2 separate regions of the Mus musculus genome follow, and region 1 is linked to region 2. A link is a loop called in an ENCODE intact Hi-C map of the cell type or tissue named here. Cell type or tissue: gastrocnemius. All regions are shown on one strand. Each heading gives the region's core, and the rest is flanking DNA. Links, peaks and the distances in the headings are about the cores only. Region 1 overlaps Hpd (4-hydroxyphenylpyruvic acid dioxygenase). Region 2 overlaps Kdm2b (lysine (K)-specific demethylase 2B).

The links. Peaks named below come from ENCODE experiments on the same cell type or tissue, not always from the same donor. Only the 100,000 strongest peaks of a DNase experiment are listed, where the experiment ranks them.
Region 1: it touches region 2 in a loop (2.6-fold over the local background); 10 of 42 quality-filtered maps call a loop at or near these places.

What each region holds. Positions count from the first base shown.
Region 1 is chr5:123,164,975-123,176,676 of GRCm38, reverse strand. Hpd (4-hydroxyphenylpyruvic acid dioxygenase) reads left to right here. Exons shown (of 14, transcript NM_008277.3): 10 at 423-585; 11 at 715-786; 12 at 2,204-2,326; 13 at 4,391-4,507; 14 at 4,589-4,870. The coding sequence ends at 4,699. Setd1b (SET domain containing 1B) reads right to left here. Exons shown (of 17, transcript NM_001040398.2): 17 at 8,047-10,844. The coding sequence ends at 10,671. Among named protein-coding and RNA genes, the nearest start is that of Hpd, 12 kb to the left of the region's middle. In gastrocnemius, for the core only: no CTCF peak of the experiment used is centred there; a DNase peak (open chromatin) is centred at 4,895.
Region 2 is chr5:122,966,314-122,971,313 of GRCm38, reverse strand. All of the region lies in intron 4 of Kdm2b (lysine (K)-specific demethylase 2B), which reads left to right. Among named protein-coding and RNA genes, the nearest start is that of Kdm2b, 20 kb to the left of the region's middle. In gastrocnemius, for the core only: a CTCF peak has its summit at 2,780 (motif pointing left); a DNase peak (open chromatin) is centred at 2,776; H3K27ac peaks cover 798 bases.

The sequences.
Region 1 (11,702 bases), core at 2,727-7,726, 200 kb before region 2:
CACATTAACCTTGTTAACCTGGGACATGAACTTGGCACAGCAGAGCCAGCTACAAAAGCGGTCTACCACTGAGCTAAAGCCCAGCCTTTTGGGGGAGAGGGGAATCCTAGCTTTTCAAAATATCACAGTGGCATTTAAAAAGAGCTCAGGAGCACATTTGAGTTAGAATCACAGCGACATCGCCCTCATCTAAATCAGAAGCAAACACCCGACTGTCGCACGAAGCATCGGGTTGCAACCTACATTTTGTTACAAAACACTTCCCTTCCGCTTAAAATCGTCAAAAGTACAAATCTGTGGTGTGCATGATGTCACTTTTTTGAGGATCCTGTGTAACGGGTGTATGCTCAATGGTGGAGATGGGAAGAGGGTGGGAAGGTCTCCGCAGGCACTCAGGGGGTGTGCCCCTGGCCACTCTGCAGGTACCTGAAAAACCTGCAGTTCCACCGGTTCTGGTCCGTGGACGACACGCAGGTGCACACGGAGTACAGCTCTCTGCGCTCCATTGTGGTGACCAACTACGAGGAATCCATCAAAATGCCCATCAACGAGCCAGCTCCGGGCAGGAAGAAGTCTCAGATCCAGGTGGGGTAGGAGACAACAACGGGGAGGGAGGCTTGCGGGCTCTGAGAGAGCATAGGTCTGAGCGATCAATGATAAACGGTCAGATGGATAAATGATAGTGGTCTCCTTCTTTGTTTCCCCTCCTCCCAGGAATATGTGGACTATAATGGGGGTGCTGGGGTCCAGCACATCGCTCTCAAGACGGAAGACATCATCACAGCAGTAAGAACCCTGTGTCTGGCCCAAGTGCCCTCTGGTTTATTAGCCGCAGGGACAGTCTCTGCCGATGAGAGTAGCGGGTGGTGGCAGTCCCCCTGGAAGGATGATGGGGCGTCCCTTTCCTCTCCCACAAACTCACACAGTTACCCCCCACCATGCTGGGGAAGCTCATTCTGCAGAACAATCCAGTCCCAAGGGCAAGCAAGCCTGAGGTCTGGTCCAGGCTCCGCTGGTATTTTGCTGTGTGCCCCAGGGAACTCAGTGCCTTCTCTGGGCTTCAGTGAACCTTTCTCTAAAAATAAGATTAGACTACAAGACTACTACGTATGTCCTTTTGGCCAGATTAAACATGCCTTCCCTATGGATGCAGCCTTCAGGAAGGCTAATTCAGTCCTGGTCTGAAAGAGAGACAACGAGTTGGGGCAAAAGCTGGGAAGTGAGAGAGGATGGAGAAGAAGGCTGATCAGGAGGGTGTCGTCTTAGTCAGGGTTTCTATTGCTGTGAAGAAACACGGGGAGCAAAGCAACTAGGAGAGGAAAGGGTTTATTTGGTTTAGGCATCCAATCACTGTTCATCATCAAAGGAAGTCAGGACAGGAACTCAAACAGGGCAGGAACCTGGAGACACAAGTGGATGCAGAGGCCATGGAGGGATGCTGCTTACTGGCTTGCTCTCCCTGGCTTGCTCAGCCTGCTTTTTTCTACACCTCAGGACCTGCAGCCCAGGATGGCATCACCCACAGTGGGCGGGGCCCTCTCCCATCAATCACTAATTATGAAAACACCCTACAGGCTTGCTTACGGTCTCATCTAAGGGAGGTGTTCTCTCGGTTGAGGTTCCCTCTTCTATAATGACTCCAAGCCTGTGTCAAGTTGACCTAAATCTAACGGGGACAGAGGGCCACATGAAAGAGAAGGCATTTGAGGAGAGATATATACATAAATGGGGAGAGTTCCCCAGGCAGAAGGGATGACCACCAAGACAAAGATGAGAAAGCCAGGAAGGTTACAGAGACAGGAAGGGTGTAGCTCAGACAGAGTAAGGGAAAGGGACAGGAAGAAGTGGGAACGGGAGCAAGTGGTCAAGGCCATGGATGGGACCTTAAATTTTGACACTGATGTGTGACATCATCCTGGGCTAGGCAGAGAAGAGGCACACTTGATTTAATGTCACTCCGGCTTCTGTACTGAGACAGACATAGATCGATGCCTGCCTCAGTTTCCCCAGCAGCGCACAGAAAGGCAGGCACACAGTGTACATTCTATAAGTGAGAGCCATCACTAGTAGTCTGTGAAGTAGAGACAAATAGGGAGAAGGTATCCTGACAGAACGTGGATAGGGACTCTGCTACCTCCTGCCCTTGTTGCTCCTCCTGGTGACAGCAGTTGAACAAGCTGACCTTGACCCTGCTGCATGACAGATCCGCCACTTGAGGGAGCGAGGCACGGAGTTCTTGGCCGCCCCATCTTCTTACTACAAACTGCTTCGGGAGAATCTCAAGTCAGCCAAGATCCAGGTGAAAGAGAGCATGGACGTCCTGGAGGTGAGGCTCAGCTCAATGCTTAACTAGAAGAACAAGAACCCCGGGTTCACTGGGCCACACACAGAGTTGGTACCATGCGGAGAGTTACAGCAGACCACTTGAGGCCGCTTTGCAGAGAGGAACAGATAAAGGCTGATGGGTGGCTTTAACTGAAATCTATAGGAGAAGAGAGTAAACTGTGCTAAGGCCCTGAGGCAGGCACAGCCTTCAAGTATGCGAGAGACAGAAAGACGGACACATCTCAAGTGTGACAGAGGCCAGGCAGCTTGTCTGAGGCCAATTTTTTTTTGTTTTTAAAGATTTATTTATTATATGTAAGCACACTGTCGCTGTCTTCAGACACACCAGAAGAGGGCGTCAGATCTCATTACGGATGGTTGTGAGCCACCATGTGGTTGCTGGGAATTGAACTCAGGGCCACTCAGAAGAGCAGTCAGTGCTCTTAACCGCTGAGCCATCTCTCCAGCCCCCAAGGCCAATTATTCTTACAGCTATTTATAATTCTGGCCATTTCTCTTCTTTGGCTAGAAACCATTGGGAGGTTTCTTCATCTCATTTTATCATTTATTTAATTGAGTTTTTGTTTTGTATTTTTGTTTTGTTTTATTTTGTTTGAAGCAGGGTTTCTCTGTGTAGCCCTGGCTGTCCTGGAACTCACTCTGTAGACAGGGCTGGCCTGGAACTCAGAAATCCGCCTGCCTCTGCCTCCCGAGTGCTGGGATTAAAGGCGAATGCTACCACACCTGGCTGTTTTTGTTTTCTTAATTTTTAAATTTTTAATTTTTCTTTCTCTCTTTCTCTCTGTGGTATGTATATGTATGTGCACACATATGAGTCTGAGTGTGTATGTCTGTCTGTCTGCCTGTGGAGGCCCAATGCTGGTGTTCGAAATCATCCTTGATCTTCCAACTTATTCACCGAGGCAGGGTCACCCCCAATCAAACCCAGAGCTTACTGATGTGACCAATCTTGGCTTCCTTCCTTCCTTCCTTCCTTCCTTCCTTCCTTCCTTCCTTCCTTTCTTTCTTCTTAAAATATTTGTGAGTGTGTCTATGTGTGGATGTTTGCACATGCGTGCCAGTGGCCACAGAGGCCAGAGGCATCAGATCCTCTACACTTGGAATTACAGGTGGTTGTAAAAAAGCTGCCTGACGTGGGTGTTGGGAACCAAACTTGGGTCCTCTGGAAGAGTAGCAAGTGTTCTTAACTGCTAGGCCTTCTCTCCAGTGGCCCCTCCCCCATCTCTGCTTTCTGAAGCTAGACTTACAGAGGGGTCACCACAGCAGCCTCACACTTACACGGGGTCCAGGGCTTGGAGCTCTGATCTCACACCTGCTTCAACCACTGAGCCGTCTCCCAGCCTTGGCTTTATTTGGGACAGCTTTTACTAGCACAGAAGCCACGTGGAATACGTTAACTTTTTTAAAATTTGTGAGACAGGGTCTCACTGTATACTCGCCCTGGCTGGCCAGGAATCACTTTGTAGACCAGGCTGGCCTGGGTCAACAAAGTGTACATGAGTGTGTGTCTCTGTGTGTACACAGGCCACGTGCTGGAGGAGGCCAGAGGAGAGTATAGAGCCCCTCCAGCTGTTACAAATGGCTGTGAGCTGCTGGGTGTGTGTGTGTGTGTGTGTGTGTGTGTGTGTGTGTGAACCCACAGTCAAACTCTCTGTGAGAGCAGCAAGTGCTCTTACCCACTGAGCCATTTCTGGAGTGGACGACACGTTTTAACATTCGGAGAAACTCCCGGGCTGTTTTTCCAAACTAGATGCAGCGGGCTTTTTTTTTTTTTACACTCTCCTCAGCAACAAAGAAAAAAGTCCGGGTTTCCACTTACGTGCCATCTAATGGGGGGAGGGGGGCTCTAGGAGAAAGGCCAGACCCTAAGCTGGAATGGCCGTGGGGGTGGGTTAGACTGAGGGCATATTTGGAGAAAGCTGGAGAAAGGAGTCTTTTATTGGCTTTGGTGGTGCAGTAGCCTTTACACTTTCCAAGGCTCCCACAAGGATTCCACAAGGTCCAGTTTACCTTCCTTTAACAGAGCCCACTGTCTCCCTCCCAGGAGCTGCATATCCTAGTCGACTATGACGAGAAAGGCTACCTCCTACAGATCTTCACCAAGCCCATGCAGGACCGGCCCACACTCTTCCTGGAAGTCATTCAACGTCACAACCACCAGGTACGGCTTGCACCCAGAGGATAGCATCAGCTGCCTGCGAAATCTTACCCAGCTCACACGCGCCTTCTCTCAACGCCACAGGGCTTTGGAGCGGGCAACTTCAACTCTCTGTTCAAGGCGTTCGAGGAGGAGCAAGCCCTACGGGGCAACCTCACTGACCTGGAGCCCAATGGTGTGAGGTCTGGAATGTAAGCCCCCATCCACACATGGACCACGCAAAGTGCTGGACACATCAGTCATCTCCAACTGGCTGAAAGGCTGAACCTCAGGGCTCCACCCACGTCATGGCCACGCCCCCTCTATTACAAGAGTCCGCCTTGCCTGAGTCCTCCCTGCTGAGTAAAGCTACCCTCCCAGGTCCAAGTTTGTGTCTTGTGTTTGGGCCCCGCAAGGAGCAGTGGCGTCACTTAGCCGCCAGGGGGAGACCAAGACCGCTAAGCTGACTGAGGCCCCTATGGGGAATGCAGGTGCAGGGTGCAAGAACTTTTACTAAGTGGGACCCTGCCCGTATGATCCATCCTAGAAAGACAAAAACAACAAACTGGGTCCTGCGGTGGGTTGGAGTGTGGCAGCGTTTCATCTGATGGCTTTAAAACCTTTAAAGATGAGCCCTCCTTAATGGCATCACTCGGAACACATGGAAGAGGTCAAAGGACTTTAGGGTTGGTGTCCTTCCTCAGCAATCTCAAGGCATTGTTGTTCCTGGTGTGTATGATAGAGCCCAGACCCGAGTGGTTCTGAGCCTCTCCTGCCCTGCATCCTGAGTGTGGCAATCACCAGTCCCCCTAACCCCCAAACCTCACAGCTGCGTTTCCTCACGCCTTGTGCATACTTGCTTGAAAAACAAAACAAAACAACAAAAACATAAGGCAACCGGGAAGAGTGTTAATGGCCAGAGACTGAGCATACCTTACCACCCAAGAGGGTCTATCATCATCAGCACCAGGGACAGAGCGGGGCTTTGCTCCCTTTTCCTTTTGTTTTAATCTAACACTCTTCCCTGAGCCGCAGTCAATTTAAAGTTAGGCTCACTTTATTTTTGAGATTGGGGGTGGGGTGGGGTGAGGGCTAAGTGTGTTGCCCAGGCTGGCCTTGCTATGTAGATCAGGCTAACCTGTAACTCTAGTTCGGCTTGCCTCTGTCTCCATCTCCCAGAGGGCTGGGACTCAAAGGTGTTTGGTATCACGCCATGGCAAAACTAGGCACACTTTGATCTCTGTAAGGAAAAAAAAATATATATATCCAAAGTGGTATCGGTATCATGGGGGAGAATCCAGATGGTTTCTATTCTGGTTTGTTTTGTTTTGTTTCCAAATAGAGGAAAAGTCAGGGCTTCAAAGATCATGAACTAAGAAACCGGGGAAATAAGCTAGGTAGGGTGGTGCATGCTTGGGATCTCAGCACTCCAGAGGATGAGGCAGGAGGATCAGATGTTTGAAGACAGTCTCTGTGACGTGCTGAGATTCAAAACAAAACAAAACAAAAACAAAGAATGTGGGAGAAAATGAAGCAGATCAGGCTGCAGCCGATGCAAAAACACCTCCCTATTTCCATGACTCATGCAAAAACATTTCTCTAACCTAGAAGGTTGCAGCCCGCAGCTTGTGGGCCACATCTGGACATATTTTGTCTGTATGACTTTAAACCAGAGAGTCAGTATTTGTTGTTGTTGTTGTTTTGGTTTTGGTTGTTTTGAGACAGCCGTGAAGCCCCGGTTGGCCAGTTCAGAACGCTCTATGTAGACCAGGCAGCTCAGTAGCTAAATCCCACTGGATCCCGCCTTGCGGATGCTAGAGTTACACGCATGTGCCGTCATGCTGTACTTGAGCTAGCATTTTAGAGAGCTGAGCCATTTCACAGACACACTTGGGGGTTTTGGTTCTTACAAAGACACCCTTGTCTGTGGCCTTGCCCTTGGTGCTAAGACATGGGCACCTTCGCACACACCTTTCACCCTGCAGTTGTCTGGGCCACATCCCACACCAGCTACCTGCTAGCTAGATGACCCTGGTGACCCTGGCTGGACAGACTGATTACCCTCAGTGCCTGTGGCCACATCTAATGAATGGAGAAAATACGGGTCTCCTAGGAGAGCCTGCTTGCTCTCTCTCTCTCTCTCTCTCTCCTGCTTTCACACCGAACACACTTAAAACATTGGCCATTACTATGTCACATGAATTAGGCTTAAATTTGTAGCCTAGGCTGGCCTTGAAACTCAAAAATCTTCCTGCCTCTTCTGCATCCCCAGGTGCTAGGATCACAGGCACGAATCACCTCGCTTGGCTTTATGCCCAGGTTGGTCTGGGTTTTTAATTTTTATTATTGTGTGTGATGTGGATGGGTAGGCACACACCGCTGTGCATTTTAAGACTAGAGGGTAACTCTCGGGAGCCTGCCCTCCCCTTTTGCTCTGAGAACTAAGCTCAGGTCACATCCAGCTTGACTGTTCTTGATCTAGCTCACTGGCTCTGTCTGTGCCACCGTGCCCAGCCTCGTTCTGGGTTTGTCTTCTCAGAGACACCCCCACCCCCGCCCTGGAGACCAACCCCATTACCCAGAACAGGCCACAGCATACCTGGGGAGGTCAGAAGACAATTTGCAGGAGTCAATTCTCTCCTTCCGACACCTGAGTTCTAGGGAATCACACTCAAGTCAGGAGGTTTGGTGGAACACACCTTTACCCGCTGTCTCATCTTGCCAACTTCCCAGCCTGCTTTGATACTGTTTATCTTGAGGCAGCATCTCACTAAGTTGCTTAGGTTCATAGCTCATGCTTTGAACTTGTGATCTTCCTGCCTCAGCCTCTGGAGTCACTGGAATGACAGGCCTATGACACCTCTGGAGTCACTGGAATGACAGGCCTATGACACCGATTTTTGCTTAATTACAGAGCATCAGCTGCTCCAGATACCTAAGAAAGTGCTTAAGAAAAATTATCTAGAAAAAATTTTTCTCTTAAAAAAACAAAACAAAATAAGCCAGGCATGGTGGCACACGCCTATAATCCCAGCATGTGGGAGGCAGAGGCAGAGGCAGAGGGATTTCTGAGTTCAAGGCTAGCCTGGTCTACATAGCGAGTTCCAGGACAGCCAGGGCTACACAGAGAAACCCTGTCTCGAAAAAAACCAAACCAAGCCAAACCAAACCAACCAAAACTGGTGGGGCGTCTAGCTTGACTATAGTCTGTCTCAGTTCAGAACTCACTGACAGGGTCAGAATTTACAACCAACCTCTAACCCTGAGACTTAGGGCAAAATCAAGTGGAGACCAAATGGGCAGTCTGGCGTGGTAGCTCTTGATTACAGCCCCTGCACTTTAGGAGGCAGAGGCCAGGAGACAGAAATTCTAGGCCAGCCTGGGCTAGGGAATAAAACAATCTCAAAAGCAAACAAACCCCCAATGTTCTGAGTGGTCTAGCTCCCCTTCCCCTCCAGTTCCTGAGCTTGGCCAATCCACCCTCATGACTAGGGTGCACTTTCACCACAGAGAAGGGGCCAGGGGTGGGGGGCTGGGGGGGAGAGCAAGAGAGACGGCGTAGCTGTAAGAAAAGTCAGTATATTTATGGTTTGCTTTATAAAAGTTACTATAATACAATGGTACATAGTATTGAATTCACAAAAGTATGAACAAATATTTACAGCAAGACACACCCACAACGGAAACATTTCTCTTCAAAAACAAGTTACATACAGATGACAGAGTCTATACGCACAGACAACCCTAAAATTTATTGGTTCTCTTCTTTGCAGGGGCAGGGAGAGGGAGGAAAAAAAAAAATCAGAAACCCCTGACCCTTCAAAAGCAAGAGATCTACTCAATGAAAACAAAAGCTTTCAAAGAAAAATGGGCCCACAGATCAGGAGTATTGCATACCCTTCCTGGGATGCTGGGGGTGGGGGTGGAGAAGCCAGGGGCTTGGGGAAGGGTTAGCTCAACACCTCACCCTAAACTCAAGTCAAGGTTAATGCATGCGGATCCCGTGACGGGGCTCAGTGAGGCCCTGCCAGGGACCAAGCAGCCCTTCCCTGGCATCTGGGCATCTTCATCCCTTTGTGATGGGGGTCAGTAGGGAAGATGAAGAAAGCCCCCAGCGAGCCGGCCTGCCCGAGGAACTCAAATTAAGCCATCTCTACACGCTACACATTTCTTCTTGTGAAAAATAAATCTTTTTTTTCTCATTTGCACAATTATGCAGACAACTGCATATGGAAGAGTAGGTGGGCGCTGTGCCCACCAGGTGCCCCTTGTGTCTTAATTGCCAATCGAAATAATCCTCTCAACCTTCAGACGGGCCTGTGGGCACAGTCTCAAACACAGAGGGCCTGTGGGCACAGTCTCAAACACAGAGGGCCTGTGGAAAATTAAAAAAGGGGAAAAAAAAAAAGAGAAAAACCACAACAAAACCACCAACGACAGAGAGAGAGAGAGAGAGAGAGAGAGAGAGAGAGAGAGAGAGAGAAAGAGAGAGAGAGAGAGAGAAAGGGAAAAAACAATTCTTTGTACAGAATTTACATGATAAGAAAGCTTGACACAAGCTGAGGTACCAAGAGGCTCCTGCCACCTGGTCCACGGGTGAGGTCAGTCCCACCCGGAGCACTTCATCTTGGTGAGGACTCTGGGTCACAACAGTCACGGTCCAGAAATATTTACATGTCTGCTTTGCTTTCTGGGGGGTTGGGGGGGTGGATGGGACTTGCTGTTACTGTGTGTGTCTTTTTGTTGTTGTTGGTTTGCTTTTTTTTTTTTTTTTTTTTTTTTTAAGTACAAAGAAATGAGAGAAGGAAAAAAAAAGTCTTCCCACTTGTTTCTACAAGAAACAAAGTTCCCAAGAAAAAAGTAGTCTGTTATGGCAGTCTATCTACAGGGATTGGTTCGGAACGCCAAAATAATAATTTTCTTCCCTTCAGTTTGATTTTATACACGAGAAAAAAAAAAATTCATGGAAATTAACCCTGAAGAGGATGGGGTGGGGTGGGGGCAGGAGCTGTCCAAGATGGAGATCTGAATTTTAATATCATTTCCAAGACCATCTTCCTTTCTCTAGGAGAAACAACCTGCTCGCTATGGAAATAAATACGCCCTGGCCTCCTGGGTGGGGGCCTCCAGCAGGGTGACATGGGTGTGGGGGTTAGGGTAATGGGGCGAAGCTTATCAACAACAAAAAATGTCACATGCGTACGGTCGGACAAACCCGTAATGGCAGGGCTTGGGGGAGGCCCTCAGGGCCCTGGCACCCTCTACACCTGGGCAGGGCCAAGGCTGCCGAGAGTGGAAACACCCTTCCCAGCGCCCCCACCGCACTGGGGACACCCTGGGAGGCTCCATCGTTGCTGGCATCCGAATGAGAAAGTAAACATTGAACCCAAGGATTGGGGGGGTGGGGGGGGGAGTAGGTAGGGCAGCTGGGAGTCCCCAAGGAGGAAGTTCCTGTCTGGGACCAGCTTGGCTCCCCCAGGGTCTACCAAAGGGAAAGGGGCACCCTCAACCACGGGGGGTGGGGGTCAGGGACTGGGGAACAGGCCGGGAGAAACTGTGGGGTCTGCTCGCTGCATCGACGGGCAGGTAGGGGCCTTGCGGGTCTGTAGTGTTCTGAGGTTGAGGCCGCGGGAGGCCCCCTCCTCCTGCAGCACCTAGTCCAAGGTCAGCCTGGACCCTGGGCCCACACCCAGTTTCACTGAGGCCTCCGGATTCCCCACAGGGCTCCACCTCTGATTCTGCCTTCACATTTTCAACGGTTAAAAAAAAATGTCTTTTCTTCGGACAAGGAAGAAAATAAAGAGGAGACACAACACCACAGAGCAGCATTCTCAGGGGTGGGGGAAATGACTGAGGCCAGAGCCAGGGAGGGAAGACAGACGGACGGACGGACAGACGGACGGAGGGAGAATGGAAAGCCAGATACATAAGGATACAAAGCCTGCGTGCGAAGAGCATCTATAAAAACGGAAAGACGCAGGTGGAGAGACAGAGAAGCCCTTTCCCGCTGCGGGGCTGGGGCTGCGGGTGGGTCCTGGGATAGTGTTGGGGGCGCCAGGCCCTAGTGCGGCTGCTGGGGATAAGGACAGCACCTGAAGTGGGTGGGGGTGTGTGTGGAGCCTGGCCCAGGGCGAGCGAGGGTTCTCCTGGGCTACGGCTGACATCCTCGGCCTTTGGCACGCGGGGACTAATTGAGGGTCCCCCGGCAGTTCTCGGAGCCACAGAGGCAGGGGATCTTGACATCTTCGATCGGGAACTTGTAGTCGTACGTGATCTCCTCGTTGACGTTGATGTGCTGCTTAGAGTAGATGACGATCTTCTTCTGGGACTCCACCGTGATCACCTTGGCGTAGCAGTTGGGCTGCAAGACAGGGTGGTGATGCGGTTAAGACGGGGTCGGGATCTTGGTCAAAAAGAAATTTTTTTTAAAACCCCTCAGTTTAACAGATTTTGCAATCCATCCAGCCTTGTGGTTTTATGCCTGCTCTTAAGTGAACATTGGCATCGCTCAAAGAAGGTTCAATGTTGAACATAGCAGTCATCTAGGATGATAGAGCAAAGCCGAGTGAACTGGAACTGTTAAACTTAATTCCTAGCTTTTCTCTAGTTACTGTAGGATGTACGTAAGCAGTAAGTGTATTTAGGTTAAAGCAGTTGAATTATGTTAAATGTTGCTCTTATACATACATTGAACACTGTTGATGCATGTTGAAAAAACATGCTTTTTTGTAAAACTATAGGAGCTGCGTCTACAATTAAAGTGATACATTTGGCATGTTTGTTAATTCTTTTTTTTTTTTTTTTTTTTTTTTTTTTGGTTTTTCGAGACAGGGTTTCTCTGTGTAGCCCTGGCTGTCCTGGAGCTCACTTTGTAGACCAGGCTGGCCTCGAACTCAGAAATCCGCCTGCCTCTGCCTCCCGAGTGCTGGGATTAAAGGCGTGCGCCACCACGCCCGGCTATGTTTGTTAATTCTAAATTCATTTGATAACCTGTAAGGCACGTGAGTTTAAAGCTCTTTTTTTTATTTTTAAGTTAATGGAGAAGTTTTAAGAGACAATACCATTATTTTTTAGGATTTTTGGTCTTAGTGTTTGTATGAAATTCTGAGGCCTTGATTTAAGTCTTTCATTGTATTGTGATTTCTTTTTAGGTGTATTGCGCTAAGTGAACCTTGTCAAATAAATCTTCCTTTTAAAAGCTAAAAAAAAAAAAAAAGAC
Region 2 (5,000 bases), core at 1-5,000:
ACCATGTGAGAAAACACCCGAGGCTTCAGAGTAGTTTGTTCCTGACCAAGCAGCCAACAAGTAAAAGGCCCAAGACTGTGCTCGAACCTTCCTGAACACAGAGGGTTTTTGTTTCAATTTTTACCCTTTAAGCCCAGGATAGCCTTGAATTTGTGGTGGTCCTCCTGCCCCGGTTTCTGAAGTGCAGAGATTGCTCTCCTATGGTCTGTTTTTATAACCTCTGCACAAGTGTTGTTGCTGGCTCCCAGCCGTCATCTAGAAAACTTCCTTGTTGCTTTCTCTGATTTCCTTGACTGGTTGCATTTAGATTGGGTTTGTCTGTCTGGTTTGTGTCTTTTCTTTTTAACCTTTTAAATTTTATATGTTTGTGTGTATGCGTTTGGATATATGGAGGTCAGAGCAAAATTCTCTCTCTTATGTGGTGGATTCATTCCAAGGATCAAACTCGGATTGTCTGGTTTGACGGGAAATGCCTTTATCCATTGAGCTGCCTGGCCTGCCTTGGAATTATGTCTTTGGCATGGTGTCCAGAAAGGCAAGGATCTTGAGGCAGGGGGACAGTCCTGGAGAACATTTGCAGAGGTTTCAGGATGAGTGCACAGAAGATTTTGGATTTACCTTACTTTACAGATGACTAGATCTACGGAGACCTGTCCCGAGTCACACAGTATTGCCCTGGACTCATTTCCTACACTCTTCAGTTTGGAGCAGGGTCTTTCTGGGAGCCCCACTATTGGGCTTTTACCAAGTGCTTTTGATAATTCTATCAGGGCAAGAGGGTGGTCCTAGTATTCCCATTTTACAGATAGATGAGAAACCTGAGGCCCAAAGAGGTTTACCTGAGGCCTCACTTGGTGGAAACTGGAGCAGAGGAGGGTATGAACCCCTACTTAATGTCTCATTTGATAAATGTTACTCACGTGAGCTGCATGAGTGGGTACGTTGGAAGCAGCATAAAAACCAGCTCTGAAGCCTCCTGGTGATTAATAGTATGTCGGAGCTGTCATGTGGAACATATCTGCGTTGCTTCTAAAGGGTAGTGCTCATGAGAGTTTGGGGTCAGTTCCTATATGTGCTTCCTGTTAGCTTCAGTGTGACTTTGAGCAGCCTCCTTCTGGCTATGAGCTCAGGGCTCTTGGTACTGACTGAGGAGCCTTCATTCAGACCAGGGGCCACAGGGCTATGGATTGATTTCTGCAGCTGCAGTCGGTTGGGTTTGTCTGCCATGTGTGAGCCCAGCTAGCCCATGAGGCCCAGAGAGATGGGAGAGAGCAGAGGAATGGGGCCACTTATGAACTTCAGGCTTTGTTCTGGGTTAAAAAATTCCCCTGTAGCCCTTTGACTTGGGAACCTAAGGTCAGGTTTATAACATAGATGTACCTTGCTTGGGTTCCAGGGGCAGCCTGTCCTTGTCACCTGGTTCTAACTGTGACTCAGTTGCCTTTTCTGTCTCTTTGGACACTGTCCTTTCTGATGCTAAGACCCTTCCTCAGAGACTCAGCTCTTTTGCACTTGTGTCAGCCTGGGAAAAGGAAAAAAAAAAAATTATTATTTTTTGAGACAGGATCTCACTGTGTAGCACCTGATGGCCTCAAACTCTTTATCCTCTCGAGTGCTGGGGTTACAGGTGTGCAGCCAGCCAGCTCCGGCTGACTGACAGGTTGCCCTGTCCCCAGTGGCCCCTCAAGCCTCTCTTTATCCCTCCAATCCAACTTACCCCAGTCACACTGATGGGAAATGAGCTGAGTAATGGCGTATGTGGTATGTAGTGATGCAGTATGCCAGCCCTGAGAGAGGTCCTGCATGCGCGACCCCACTCAGTGGTTTTCCAAGGGAAATCCCAGGAATGTAGTCCTAATGCTGAGTCTGTCCTTCCTTGGCCCACTCAACCCCAGGCTGCTTGCTTTTTATCTATAGATCTGACTCGTGTACTCTTTGAAGAAGTAAAGTTAAGTCTATGTCTTTCCCTGGCAGGAGCTGGACCCAGGAATAGGGTTTGTGGTGCCTATGGGACCATAACCTTAACTAGGGCTCTTGGCATTGTCCCAGGTGTCCAGAGGCATCCAAGGTGCATTCTGGGGTGTGCCTTATATAGCTGTCTTGGAACTCCCTATATAGAGCAGGCTGGCTTCAAACTCAGAGATCTACCTGTCTCTGGCTCCCAAACATTGGGATTAATATTGTCCCATCCTCTGTGTAGTTTAGAGTAAGAAAGATTTTAATAATTTTTAGAGTATTGCATATAGCATATTTTCTTTGTTTGTTTGGTTTTTTTTATTGACATACGGTTTCTCTATGTAGCCCTGACTGCCTCTTCCTTCCAAGTGCTTGGATATAATGGCATATAATACCACACCCAGTTTTTGTCTTTGAGGCTGGGTCTCTCTTTGTAGCCCTGTATTTTATTTTATATTTTTGTTTGTTTGTTTATTTCATGCATATGACTGTCTTGCCTACATGGATGTTTGAGCTCCTTAACACATGTAGAGTCTAAGATTGGCCTGTACAGCTGAAGTGCAGCAGCCTCTGGGGCTCTGATGCTGATACTGTGTACCCCTCCTCTTAGGGAGAAACCCATCAGCTGGATCCTGAACAAAGCTAAGGTACAGGGCTGGACATAATAGGAAGCTGAAGAGGATTTGTGGATGCTTAGTAACAGGTTCTCTGCCCTGTGGAACTCTTAGGGAACTTGAGGGAGGCTGACCTGTTCCAGCCTCTTTGACTCGCATTGTGTCAAATGTGGCCTGAATCTTCAGCAAAGACCAGGGATGCCCCCTGGTGGATATGCACCTTCCCAGTGCAGGCACAAAGCGGCTTTCTCTTGGGTCCGCTTCCTGTCATCTTGAGGGCTGCACCTAGCTGCAGGAAACTGGAATCACTGGCGTCAAGGGTCATCTTTTCACCCTTAGCATGTGATAAAAATAGGCAGTGGCAGAGGTGGCATTTAGAGCCTGAGCCCAGGTGTAGCCTTGAATTAGCTTCAAATTCCAGCTCTGTGTACTGACTGCGCATGCTCGGGCAAGTTAGTTGTCCAAGTGTCCGGTCTCTTATGCGTCCAACAGTAATTGGATTTCCGACTCATAGAGCAGAGATGATGGGCGTGCCCGTGGAGGGGACAGGCCTTTGCTGAGGTGCTTGGCTTTGGCTGTAATTGGGAGAAAGAGCGCGTTCCTGGGAATGGAGTCAGCACACCACGCGTGGCCGTGCTTTGCTCGTTTGTAAAGCAGTCAGTCCTTCTTTTCATGGCTGTGAGTACCAGACCCCGAATCCAAGAGATATAAGAACTCTTGAGTTCTTCTGTGTGTTTGAGGAGTTCATTTTTTCTAACTCGGTTTCTTCTATGTGAGAGATCCCCCCTCCCTTTCACCATTATTGGGCCATTGGCCTGTTACAGGGCAGTTCTGCGCCCACCCAGGCACAGCTTGGCACGTTGAAAGTGATGAGCTGTTAACTTGAGTGGCACTCGGGTCCATCCAGAGCCCTGTTGGTGCAGGGGTCAGCAGACTTTACTCGGAAAGAACCGGAGAGCAAACATTTGATGCTTTGAGAGCGGGATTTGCTCTCGGTTGCAGATGCTCAGCTCTGCCACCATAGCTTGTGTGCGATTCAGAACCGCTGCCTGCTGCTTGGTGCCGAGCATGCTTCTGTGTGAATGTGGGAACTCAAGTTTCAATCGTGTTCACAATTGAGAGATGCTCTTTTATGTCTACCTCTGTATTTGGGAATGTAAATAGCGCTCCTCCAGGGATGGCGCTTATGGGCACTCAGAATGCTCAGTCGTTCAACATACGATCATTGCATGGTTTCCTGCAACACAAACGTCAAACAAAACGAGGGTGTCCCAAACCCCTGTAAAAGGATTGTTTACGTTTATACCCAGAACGTCAGGAAAACGCTGAAATCTGCAAGTGGTGCGCATGTGAAGGTAGGCTTTGAGCAGTTTGTGCTTTGAGACCTGAAGTCCCTATGAAGTTGTCCAAGCCAAAATACATGTGTGCTAGATGTGTCTGTGACAGGATCAAGTGTGCTTTCATTATTGCGGAACAGAAAATCCATCTGAAAGTGTTGAAGGCACACACAGCAACAGAAAGCAAGAGAAATATGAAGCTTTTATTCCACCCCAGAGACAGGGTTTCTCTGTGTAGCCCTGGCTGTCCTGGAACTCACTCTGTAGACCAGGCTGGCCTCGAACTCAGATCTGTCTCCCTCTGCCTCCTGAGTGCTGGGTGTAGCTGGCAATATGAAACTTTTTAATTAAAATAATAAAAAAATCAAGTCTTAGCCAAAAGGCAGAGACAGGTGAGTCTCTGTGAATTCAAAAGCAGTCAGAGCCACATGATGAGACCCTGGCTAAGAGAAGAGAAGAGAGGAGAGGAGGGGGAGGGAAGAGGGGAGGGAAGAGGGGAGGGGGAGGGAAGAGGGGAGGGAAGAGGGGAGGGAAGAGGAGGGGAGGGGAGGAGAGGGAGAGGGAGAGGGAGAGGGAGAGGGGAAAGTCAAAGGTTAATAATTAAAGAGCTGGGTATGGTTATGCACACCAGCATTTGATTTTTTCAAGACAGGGTCTCACTGTGTGGCTCTGGATGGCCTCGAACTCACTGAGATTTACCTGCCTCTGTGCTGGGATTAAAGATGTGTGCAACCACACCTGGCCTCATCATTTTGAGGCCAGCCTGGTCTTCATAGTAAGTTCTGGGGCTAGATAGGGATCTCTCTCTCTCTCTTTCTCTTTCTTTCTCTCTTTTTCTTTCTCTCTCTCTCAAGACGATCCTCTTCTTAAAAAGGAATAAACAAAGTCCAGAAAGCTGCAGAAGCAGGCATGGTGGGGTGCCTGTGTCACCCCAGGATCTAGGAGAGTAACGCAGGAAGTCTTGAGTTCAAGATCATGATCATTCTGGTCTATAAAGCAAGACCTATCTTTTAAAAAGGAAATGAGGGGCTGGTGAGATGGCTCAGTGGTTAAGAGCACTGACTGCTCTTCCGAAGGTCCTGAGTTCAAATCC